3 separate regions of the Homo sapiens genome follow, and all the other regions are linked to region 3. Evidence: chromatin contacts called from ENCODE Hi-C or POLR2A ChIA-PET data. All regions are on one chromosome and are shown on one strand. The core of a region is the stretch at or near the end of the contact, and the rest is flanking DNA. Distances in the headings are between cores, read along the strand shown.

Region 1 (3,516 bases), core at 545-3,044, 1.1 Mb before region 3:
TAGCCTCCTAAAGTGTTGGGATTACAGGCATGAGCCACCACACCTAGCTTGATAAATTTATATCCCATGGACTGCCACAAAAAATTTGCCGAGGGCTGAGGCTTGCGATTTAGTTAAAAAACAAACAAAATTTGGGTGACCAGTATATTAGAGTTTATTAATACTGTTCTATTTTGGTGTAATGTTTGAATTTTTTTTTTTTTTTTTTTGAGATGGGAGTCTCGTTCTGTTGCCCAAGCTGGAGTGCAGTGGCGCGATCTTGGCTCACTGCAATCTCCACCTCCCGGGTTCAAAGCAATTCTCTGCCTCAGCCTCCCAAGTAGCTGGGATTACAGGCGCCCGCCACCACGCCAGGCTAATTTTTGTATTTTTAGTAGAGATGGGGTTTCACCATTTTGGCCAGGCTGGTCTTGAACTCCTGACCTCGTGATCCACCCGCCTCATCCTCCCAAGTGTGAGTCACTGCGCCCGGCCGAAAATTTTTGTAATAAAAAGCTAAAATGTGGTTAGGCACAGTAGCTCACACCTATAATCCCAGCACTTTGGGAGGCCAAGTCTGCAAGACCAGGCTGGGCAACATAGCAAGACCCCATCTCTATAAAAATAAAATTAGCCAGGTGTGGTGGTGTGCATCTGTGGTCCCTACTAGGGAGGCTGAGGTGGGAAGATCGGTTGGGCTCGGGAGGCAGAGGCTACAGTGAGTTGTGATTGCGCCACTGCACTCCAGCCTGGGCGACAAAGCGAGACCCTCTCTCAAAAAAATAAGCTAAAATGTTAACAGCTTTTTATTGGGGCAGTAAAGTACAAGTGCTCGATCTGGAGTCCTGTAGGCCTGGATTTGTCAATTCTGACACTTATGTTCGTCTAAGTGTACTCACTTAAAAAATGTTAAAAGCTCGTTAAAAGGCTTTTTAAAATAATACACAAAACCCGTAGTATATGGGCTGGCACAAGTGCTCATTAAACAGCTGCTTATTAGAACTCTTAACTAAAATATAACCAGGACCTGGGTATAAACTACGAATCCCAGAAAGGTTGGACACCCCAACAGCGATGTGTCTTTCTGGAGGACTCGCAGTTTCGCGGGGCCGAGGCCCTTGGCCCAGGGCAGGTTAAGAGAAGAGGGCACGGAGAGGCGGTAATGCCTCCACCCCCGGCCTTCGGAAGCACGCTGGCCGGCCTTTAAATTCCCCACGGTCAGGGTCTTGTCTTTCTGTCCACTCGGACTCCATTTGCTCCCAATTCTCAAACTCGGAAGCGCCTCTTTTCTTGACAAGTCGTGCAACTTAGTAGCACGTTTACTTTTCCTAAAACGTGTCATGTCCCCTTGGCCACACACCGACGAATGTGACGCCCACAGCCCTTAAAACGCCCACCCGGCAGAACCGAAATCTAGCCCAACCAAGCAACCGAGAACAAAATTGACCAGTGCCGCCCCCAAACGCCTACTGAAAGAGTAACTTCCGGAGGCACAGAAGAAAGGGCGCAGCGAGGGCAATAGGGTGGAGAAGAGTTTTAGCTGGCTAGGACAGTGCCGCCTGAAATTATCAGCCTGCCAAGATTTAAACATAGATGAATGTGGCATAATCCCCCATCTCCAAAGTCCAAGGTCCATACGACCGTCCATAGCCCCTCTCGAGGCAGTGGTAGAGTCCCAGCTGGTGACTGTTTTTCAGGCATTTACGGTAGCCACCTCAATCTTCTAGCGCTCAAGCGCGCGCACAGACGTGAACGCCGCCAGAGGGGGGAGGGGGTGGGGCGATGCTTAAGTGTCCACGCATCCGTAGTGCGACGCACGCAGGCGTAGTACGGTCCCCCGGGCGACAGCGGTGGCGGCTCCTCGGGGTGCTCGGCTCCCTCCCACCTAGGCCGGCCCCGGCCCGACTCGCCCTCAGAAACTCACTGTTTGGGGCTGCGGACTTTCTCGTCGTGCCCCACAAAAGTAAAGCTTGGGGACCTGGGGGGAGCCGGAAGTATCGCTTCGAGATCCCCAAATACTATCGGGGAAACGGAAGTGGCCGTCGGTGGCAGGTTTGGGGGAGACCGGAAGTGACGGTCCGTGGGGAAGTCGGGGGCGGAGCCGCGGGGTGGTGGGTGTGTGTGTGTGTGTGTGTGTGTGTGTGTGTGTGTGTGTTTGGCTGTGGGTTAGTTGTGCCGTTCTGCTGGAACACCGTGGGAAGGCAGTAGACGCGGGCAGTCAGCTAGCAGGTCTGTCGCCCCGTGAGTGCCGTTTCGGGTCTATAGTGAGTTAGGAGGGTTCGATGGGCGTGGCGCGCGTGCGCGAAACCACTTTCTCCGCAGAGTGTGGGGCGACCACCGCTTTCGCGTTGTCCCAGGATTTTCCGACCTCTGGGGCGCTTGTCCTGCCGTGACCGGTGATGACACTAGTCTCTGGTCTCGTGCTTCCTTCCTAATCTGACTGGCTCCCTGCTTATTGTGATTGGCGTCGTGGAGCCCCTCCCACCTCTCGTCCTCCAGCTCCCTAAGCCGTCGATCTCCTGCCCTTTGTGTTTCTCTCCCTGTGCCCCGGAATCAGAAGGGGGATGGGGACAGGTGTGAATGTGTGTGTGTGCAGGAGAAACTTTTTAGGTATTGGGGCAGGGATTAATGCTAGGGAGTCTTTCGGGTACACTCTGGTCTGGGCAACAGCGGGCCTTCCTTCCTTCGTTCTTCTTTAGAGACCTGTCGGCCATGGAGCCTAATGATAGTACCAGTACCGCTGTGGAGGAGCCTGACAGCTTGGAGGTGTTGGTGAAGACCTTGGACTCTCAAACTCGTACCTTTATTGTGGGGGCCCAGGTGAGACACCTCACTAGTTCTGGAAGACACCTTTAGCTTTTCCTCGTTTAGGCCCCTTAGCCTGAGAGATGAGCTTGATTTTCTGGTCACCAGATTTTCTTTTTTTTTCTTTTTTTTGAGATGGAGTCACGCCCTGTCTTCCAGGCTGGAGTGCAGTGGCGCGATCTCGACTCACTGAAACTTCCACCTCTTGGGTTCAAGCGATTTTCCTATCTCAGCCTCCTGAGTAGCTGGGATTATAGGCGTGTGCCACTATACCCAGCTGATTTTTGTATTTTTAGTAGAGACGGGGTTTCACCATGTTGGTCAGGCTGGTCTCGAACTCCTTACCTCAGGTGATGTGCCCTCCTCGGCCTCCCAAAGTGCTGGTATTACAGGCATGAGCCACCGCACCTGGCCTCAGATTTTATTTTTATTGATCCCTTTGTTCGTATTCCAGTAGAACGTTTTCTGATGTTTTGTGAGTGAGGCTGATTTTGTTCTGTCCTCCACATGGATAGAACTTAATGCAGAGGGAAATACAGAGGAAGGAAGAATCTGTGTGTCATCATCATGGGTGGACCCCAACCCAAAGGGACAGGCATGGCTCTGGCCTTTGGGAAGGGAAACAGCACAGGAACCCTAAGCAAGTGTGTCTTACTGATAGACATTGGTCAGGTCTATGCTGTGTTCTTAAAGGGTAGAAATCAGAACCCATAATGGAGATAGGTCCTTGAT
Region 2 (3,569 bases), core at 937-3,436, 1.6 Mb before region 3:
CGAGACCAGCCTGGCCAACATGGCGAAACTCCATCTCTACTTAAAATACAAAACTTAGCCGGGCATGATGGCGCCTGCCTGTAATCCCAGCTACTAGGGGGACTGAGGCAGGAGGATCACTTGAACCTGGGAGGCGGAGGTTGCAGTGAGCCAAGATGGTGCACTGCACTCCAGCCTGGGCAACAGAACAAGACTCCGTCTCAAAAAAAAAAAAAATTCTGAACAGAGCCTGTTCAAATAACTCAATAAATGTAAGTTATCTTTATTGTCATCACTGCTATTGGTTGTAGCAGAGGTGGAAGCAACTGACCTGATCCATGGAAGCCCCAGTTCAGCATCCCCACTCACCATGCCAGTAGTTGCAGATGGAGAATTCCTGGCCCCAGGGGCTATAGCAGATCCGATAGAGGTTAGACCGCATGGAGGTGGGGAACAGCCACTTCAAGTAGTCCGTGTCTGGCAAGCGAATGGCAATGCTAAGTGACCATAAACCTCTGTTCCCCCAAAACTCAGGGCATTCTATGGAGTCTAGTGCCCACTCACCTCCATACTGTCCCATCTGTGGAGAGGAGAGGGAGATGAAAGAATCCACGTTGTGATCATCCATGACAGAAAGCAGAGCCCGGCACACAAGGCCCCCTGTAAGCAGAACACCACATTGGGCAGGCACTTAAGGACAGCAAAGCCAGCAGCACCCCCCACCCCCACCACACACACACACACACACACACACACACACACAGAGACACACACAGACACACACTGTACACAAAGGAGACTGAGGCTTACAGAAGGCAGGCACACCCTGTGCCAAAAGGTCACACATCATATAAGTGACTGAGCCCGAATTAGATGCTGGGCCTCCTGCCTCTAGTTCTAGGATGTTTTTACCTGCCCCATTAGCCCTTATGTCCAAGAACCATGGGTAACAGGAAGCAAAAGGGCAGCAGTGTAGGGAGCCTCCCTCCCATTCAAGACAGAGATGAGACCCAGGTGCTGAGGGAAGTCAGAAAGGAAGGGCTCAGGTACCAGGGTTGTGCCTGGAGCAATGTGGTTCAGAAAAAGGGACGCTAGGAAGTGTCCCTCAGATAAGGATCAAGCCTCAGATAGGGCTTAGGAGTTAGGGGCAGGGGAGTCGCCTACCCTGCGAGTAGCAGATGAGATGCACCCCTTGAGGGGCCTTTGCCATGATGGGGACCACAGCCTCTCGGAACCCTTGCACCTGTTCCCACAGGGGTCGCAAGCTCTCTCTCCCATCGAAGAGATCGAGCACTGTCACCACAGTCCCGGGGTGTGTCTGTGGGAAGGGGGCAATGCAGCCACCGGGGATAGGCTAAGAAGCTCCCACACGCCACCCCCTGGCCCGCGTCCACAGGTCTATTGTACCCTGCTAGAACCAGGGATCCCGTCCCCCAACTCTCCCCCACGCCAGCACCAGCTCCCTGAGGAACTGGGCAGGCCCAGAGGGGTGGCTTTCAGTTCCCCGCTCTCCCTCCCCTGCCACAGTAGACGCCTCTAACGCCCTGCACCCAGGTGTCCCCTGCCAGACCTCATTGATGTATTCCAGCAGGTGGCGGAAGCTGTACGAGCTGTCGAAGAGCCCATGCACCACGATGACCGGCTTGTAGGACGCGCGGTGGGGCGCGGGGGCTGCAAGCAGCAGCAGCGGCAGGAAAGGCAACAGAAGCAGGACCCACGCCGCGGGGAGCCGCTGCCCGCAGAGCCCCAGCATGCTCCCGCCTGAGAAAGGGGTGATAAGGGCATGTGAGGGAGATGGCAACACCCTCCTCCCTCGGAACAGACGCCCGGCAATCAAGCCACCTCCTCTCGCTCCCACACCAGGTCCGTGTCACAAAATAGCCTACTTTTAACTTACTCCAGCCCTCTCCCTACAAACACACCCCCCCACCACGTTGACGCACCAACGCGCACCCGAAGTCCCGCCTCCAACTCAGCGTTCGGGGGACTTGTTCTCTAGGTCCAGGATCTTCCTAATGCATCGCCTCAGCCATGAACAACGCGGAGTTCTTTAATACCCGTGAGCAGCAGCCCAGGCCCCTTGAAGAGTGCAGACTCCCACCTGGCCTGGGTCCGTAGGCCTCGCTCCACCCGCTGTTTACTTATCCCAAGTCTGGAACCCACGGTGGCGGGGGGAAGGGTGAGGAAAGAGAGCGCAGGGGAATGACGGATGGGAGGGGGAAGGGCGGGCTGCTTGGGGTCGCGCAAATCCGTCACGTCCGGGGCTTTCTCTGGCAACCGCGCGAGCGTTCCCCGCAACACAGACCCAGGACAGGAGGGGCAATGGAATATTCCATTGCGCCCTAGGTGCTGGGGAGGAAACAGGCGGAGCGATCCATTTAGGCCAGTGGGGAGAGGAAAAAGCAGCAAACATATTCTGGGAATGGAAAGAAGGCCTCTCCAGGCTTCGTTGCCCCCAGCGACCCAAAAGTCCGATTTCCCCGCCTTGATTCTCCCCACTTCCCAATACAGGCGTCTGGCTCCGCAGCAGAACACGAAGTTTGCATTCCCCAAGGGGCGGCCAGGGGGCGGACCAGGGAAAGGTAGTCCTCTGCATTTTGCCGTGTGCTGGGTGAGTGGCAGGGTGGCCTGGAGGGCTGATGCCAGCCCGGGCGTGCCCCTCAACACCCACCCCACCCCACCCTCCAGTCCGCCCCAGGTCAGCGACTTACAACTCTTCATTCTGAAGTGCGTGTAGTGCCCTTGTCTCCAGAGACGCAGAGAGTCCTCGAGGCCCCTTGAGCTAAGTGCAGCCTGGCCCAGTTTCTCCTGCCCTACTCTACTCCCCTCCCTATAAGCGACCCACCCTCAAGGGGCGGAGGGCGCGTAGGGATGCGCTGACTCATGCCCGCGTAATTTCGACCAGTCTTTCAACCTGAACGACCCCCAGAATCTGGCTGTCTGAGTTATCTGTGGGTGGCTCCCTACCGAAACCCCCAGGCGCCCCACCTCTCCGCCTGTGACCCCTAACCGACACCCTAGTGCCTCAGGGCTTTTACTTGCTAGGGCTTTTACTTAGCATTTAAAGACGTTTCTCTAGAGATAAGGATTTCTCAGCATGTCTGAGCCCCTCTCTCTGTTTACAAGGTCATTGCTTGGTCTAAATTTGTCTCAATCAAAACATTTTTGCGCTCAGAATGGTGTAGAGTGACGATGAGGTGGCGGTAAGGGGTTGAGCGCTCACGCGAACGCCTAAGTGACCAGAACGACTGGTGTGAAGCCGTGATCTGACTCTGTGGAGCCTGGGACTGGTTTCAGCGAGAGCCTCTGTACTGCTCTGTAGTCTCTGCTAGGACATGGACGAAAAGGGACGCAGCCGGGAGAGCGACTGCCCCAGGTGGGGGCTGGGGGGACGTAAGGGAAGAATAATAATTATCTGGCTGTGTTTTTGTTTAAAAAAAAAAAAAAACTGGTGTAAATCTCCATAGACTTCCTATCCTCGCTCCCTTCACCCACCCACGCGCTCCCAAGATGCAATAAGCAAATAAAAAGACTAATAACGCTGTACTGCAGGTCGACTCAGGAGCTGGAGATGCGTCTTGGTGGGAGGT
Region 3 (3,363 bases), core at 664-3,163:
GCATTCAGAAGTTCACCTTATCTCTTTCCACTTCTTACTCTCCTGTCCATTACTGCTTTCAGTTAATAGTCTACTAGTCACTGGGTTACTTAAGTGTCAACCTTACTTCTCCCTTCATTTAATCAGTTCTCAGTTCCGATCAATGCCGCCTCCTTAGTAACTCTTTATTCTTCAGGCCTTGGCTTATCCCCTTACCACTTCTCACCTAGATCATGGCCAGAGCCCCCTAAATGGTCTCCCCGCCTCCATCTTGACCAGTTCAAGGCCATTCATTCTCCATTGCTCAGTGCTACAGGTGAACTGTTCATAATCATTCCTTATGCACTTCAATGGGCCTTCCTTCTTAATGTCTTTAGGATTAAACTCCTCGGAATGGCATCTAAAGCCTTTCATTATCTGTCTCCTGAGCATCTTTCTGACTTCATCACACTAGTCACCAGGCTCTAGTGGGACCAGTCAGGCTTGCCTACATCTCTACCTTCCACAAACTTCCTTGGCTTGGAATGCGCTTCCCCTTGCTAATTCACGATGATCTTTCAAGAATAAACTCTGGGGAGCAGATGTAGTGGCTCACGCCTGTAATCCCAGCACTTTTGGAGGCTGAGGCAGGAGAATTACTTGAGCCCAGGAGTTTGAGACCAGCCTAGGCAACATAGCCAGATCTTGTGTCTACAAAAAATTTTAAAAATAAGGTGTGGTGGTGCATGCCAGTAGTCTCAACTACTTGGGAGACTGAGGCAGGAAGATCCTTTAAACCCAGGAGGTGGAGGCTGCAGTGAGCCATGTTCATGCCACTGCACTCCAGCCTGGGTGATGGAGCTACAATGTGCCTCAAAAAAAAATACTCAGCTATTACATATTCTTGGGAGGCTTTGCTGACACTCCCTTACCTGTCTGAGTAGATGCTCCTCCTCTCTTCTACAGTCCCATAACATTCTTAAGCACCTTCATCATACTCTGACAACCACTGTCTGTCTGGTTAATGCTCTGACCCTTCACCATACTGGGTTGTCCCTTGAGGGAAAGTCTTATCTTTTATCTCTACATTCCCACTTCCTCCACACAGTACCTGGTATACAGTAGGCATCCAATAAGTGCTTTTAAAATTAGTTACTGTGTACCTACTGGGGTTAGTTGTGTCCATTTATGTCCCCCTTAAAACTGACTTCAACCCTGGGAGGATATCTTCATGTTTTTTTCCTTCCCCTCTCAAAGCACAGTATATAGAGTGCTTAATTAAAAACAAGCGCTTAACAAACTTTCGCTGCTTTTTAAGTAAACCTTAACCCTCATTCCAACATCAAAAATCTACACTCTTGCTCCAGTTGAGTGAGAGGGGTGTCTTAAGAAAGAAACCATGAAGGAGTCACCCTCTCTTGAGAAACAAGGGGGATCACAGGCTCCCAAGGTGTGTGTATGCGCGCGCAGGGGGAAGGGGAGGTCGAGGCAGGGCTCATATATTCCTGGTGGAATACAGTGTATGGTGGGGCGGATGTCCAAATTTTTTAAGCAAGGTTTTCCCATTTCTCCCCATCTCTCCCTCGGTGCCATATGCTCTTTCTTTTATCTCGCCCAGTCTCACTTAGGTCACGTGCGACATCTGGATCTCTTTCCTTTAACCCCGATTCCAAACCCACTCCTCCCCGGCAAACTCCTCCCGGGCCCACGGCACGCATGCGCAGTAACTCCCGCAGGGGCCCGGTCAGTCTCGTGCCCCATGACCCTCTCTTAAAACACGCGCAGTCTCCTCTCTCTTCCCCCTCTGCTCGTTTCTTCCTTGCCTACCAGCCTCACCTGATGGGCTCGTGCTCTCTCCGTCCCCGATCCACTCGGGCTCCGGCGGCTGCTGCTTGGGCGCCTTCGGCATCGCGGTGGCAGTTACAGCTACTGTGGCGGCGCCCGGTGCTATTTCCGCTTCCGGCGGCGGGGAACCCCGATGGGGCTGGCTCTCCAAGCTGGCGCGGCCAACCCCGCCCCCGGGCTGCGCACGTGCGAGCTTCGCCGTCATCTCGGGGGCGTGGCCCTGGTTCAGTGGAGGCGTGGCCTGCAATGACGGAGCGGGGCCGGCGTCCGCTTGCTCCAGTCGCGTAAACACATGGCGTTTACGACTGTCTGGGAAGCCTGACGCCGTGACCTCCCGACGCCGCGAGACTCAAGGAATGAACATAATAATTTCCTACTAGTATGAAGGAGTTGAGGCATACTGTTTTTTTGTTTGTTTTGTTTTTTGTTTTTTTAAAAAGCATATTCTAGTTTCTATCTGTAACTCGTTTCTAGTTCTGCCACCGCGATGCCGAAGGCGCCCAAGCAGCAGCTGCCGGAGCCCGAGTGGATCGGGGACGGAGAGAACACGAGCCCATCAGGTGAGGCTGGTAGGCAAGGAAGACACGAGAGGAAGGGGAAGAGAGAGGAGACTGCGCGTGTTTTAGGAGAGGGTCATGGGGCGCGAGACTGACTGGGTCATGGGCAGAAAAGACAGTGCAGACCAATGGCTAAGGGAGAGGTCTGATCGGTCCAGTGTTGAAATGTGTCACAAAATCCCGAAGTGTACAATTGTAAACAGGGAACTGGAGCCCAACATGCAGAAGTCACGGTGCAGTGGAGCTTCGGTTCATTTATTTTTTTTGGTAACAGCTTTACTGAGATATAATTGACATACAATAAACTGTACACAAAATAAAATGGCACCCAAAATAAACTGCAAAGTATCACTTAAATAAGTTTTGACCTGCATAAACCCAGTAAACTATCACCACAATCAAGACTTTGGTTCACTTCTAACTCTACCACTTAATATGGGAGCTTGAGCAAGGTGCTCCTGTAGTTCTGTCAGCTCTCAAACCACTACAATCATGCTTTTGTTGCCACCATTGTCTGAATTCACACTTGCCAAAGTCAACAGATCTGGGGCCATCCTACTCACTCTCCCATCAATGTTTGATAGACTTGGTCGCTCCCTCCCTCCTTTGTTTTCTTCAGGGACACTACTCTCTATAGGTTTCCTTTGCATCTAATGGGCTTCTCCTGAAGTCTAAATGTTGAAGTGCCTCAGGGCTAAATCTTTGACACTCTCCTTAATCTAGACTTATCACCTATCACCTCCTGACTTTAAATACCATCTATAACCAATGAAGATTCCCAAACTTCTCTTGCTGGCCCCCAACTTCTGCCCCGAGCTCCAGGCTCATGAATTCAACTGCTTATGGGACATCTTCTCTGAGATCTTTAATAAATCTCTCTCATACGTACAAAATGGAGCTCTTGTTCTTACTCCTAAAGCCTGTCTCTTCCAGGCTTCCCCATCAAGAAATTGCACCACAGGTCATTCAGTTATTTGGGCCAAAACTGAAAGGTCATCATCCT

What was found. Hi-C counts contacts between places; a loop is a spot of excess contacts on that map. ChIA-PET counts read pairs that join two places held with the same protein, here RNA polymerase II (POLR2A). Pooled maps may share reads with other maps.
Region 1: a loop to region 3 is called in a map with no recorded cell type, with 9 times the contacts of the local background. The contact joins the promoter of BAG6 here to the promoter of ABCF1 in region 3. A Hi-C loop is called at or near these places in 1 of 168 maps with a recorded cell type or tissue (CD4-positive, alpha-beta T cell), 1 of 37 single-sample maps with no recorded cell type and 6 of 50 pooled maps. POLR2A ChIA-PET finds 5 or more read pairs at or near these places in 1 of 52 experiments (naive thymus-derived CD4-positive, alpha-beta T cell).
Region 2: POLR2A ChIA-PET joins it to region 3 with 15 read pairs in H1. The contact joins the promoter of PPT2 here to the promoter of ABCF1 in region 3. POLR2A ChIA-PET finds 5 or more read pairs at or near these places in 2 of 52 experiments (H1 and activated naive CD4-positive, alpha-beta T cell).

What each region holds. Positions count from the first base shown.
Region 1 is chr6:31,650,939-31,654,454 of GRCh38, reverse strand. BAG6 (BAG cochaperone 6) reads left to right here and starts at 1,794. Exons shown (of 26, transcript NM_001387994.1): 1 at 1,794-2,031; 2 at 2,679-2,799. The coding sequence starts at 2,692. It also overlaps a transcript of APOM not described here. RefSeq lists enhancers at 1,186-1,765, 1,766-2,345, 2,346-2,925.
Region 2 is chr6:32,152,758-32,156,326 of GRCh38, reverse strand. It overlaps PPT2 (palmitoyl-protein thioesterase 2), which reads right to left and starts at 2,186. Exons shown (of 9, transcript NM_005155.7): 1 at 1,923-2,186; 2 at 1,550-1,740; 3 at 1,144-1,297; 4 at 544-639; 5 at 349-456. The coding sequence starts at 1,732. It overlaps PPT2-EGFL8 (PPT2-EGFL8 readthrough (NMD candidate)), which reads right to left and starts at 2,328. Exons shown (of 16, transcript NR_037861.1): 1 at 1,923-2,328; 2 at 1,550-1,740; 3 at 1,144-1,297; 4 at 544-639; 5 at 349-456. LOC100507547 (a long non-coding RNA gene) reads left to right here and starts at 1,962. Exons shown (of 3, transcript NR_037172.1): 1 at 1,962-2,038; 2 at 2,491-2,590; 3 at 3,155-3,525. It also overlaps a transcript of PRRT1 not described here.
Region 3 is chr6:30,569,992-30,573,354 of GRCh38, reverse strand. ABCF1 (ATP binding cassette subfamily F member 1) reads right to left here and starts at 1,913. Exons shown (of 25, transcript NM_001025091.2): 1 at 1,795-1,913. The coding sequence starts at 1,867. RefSeq lists an enhancer at 1,732-2,293.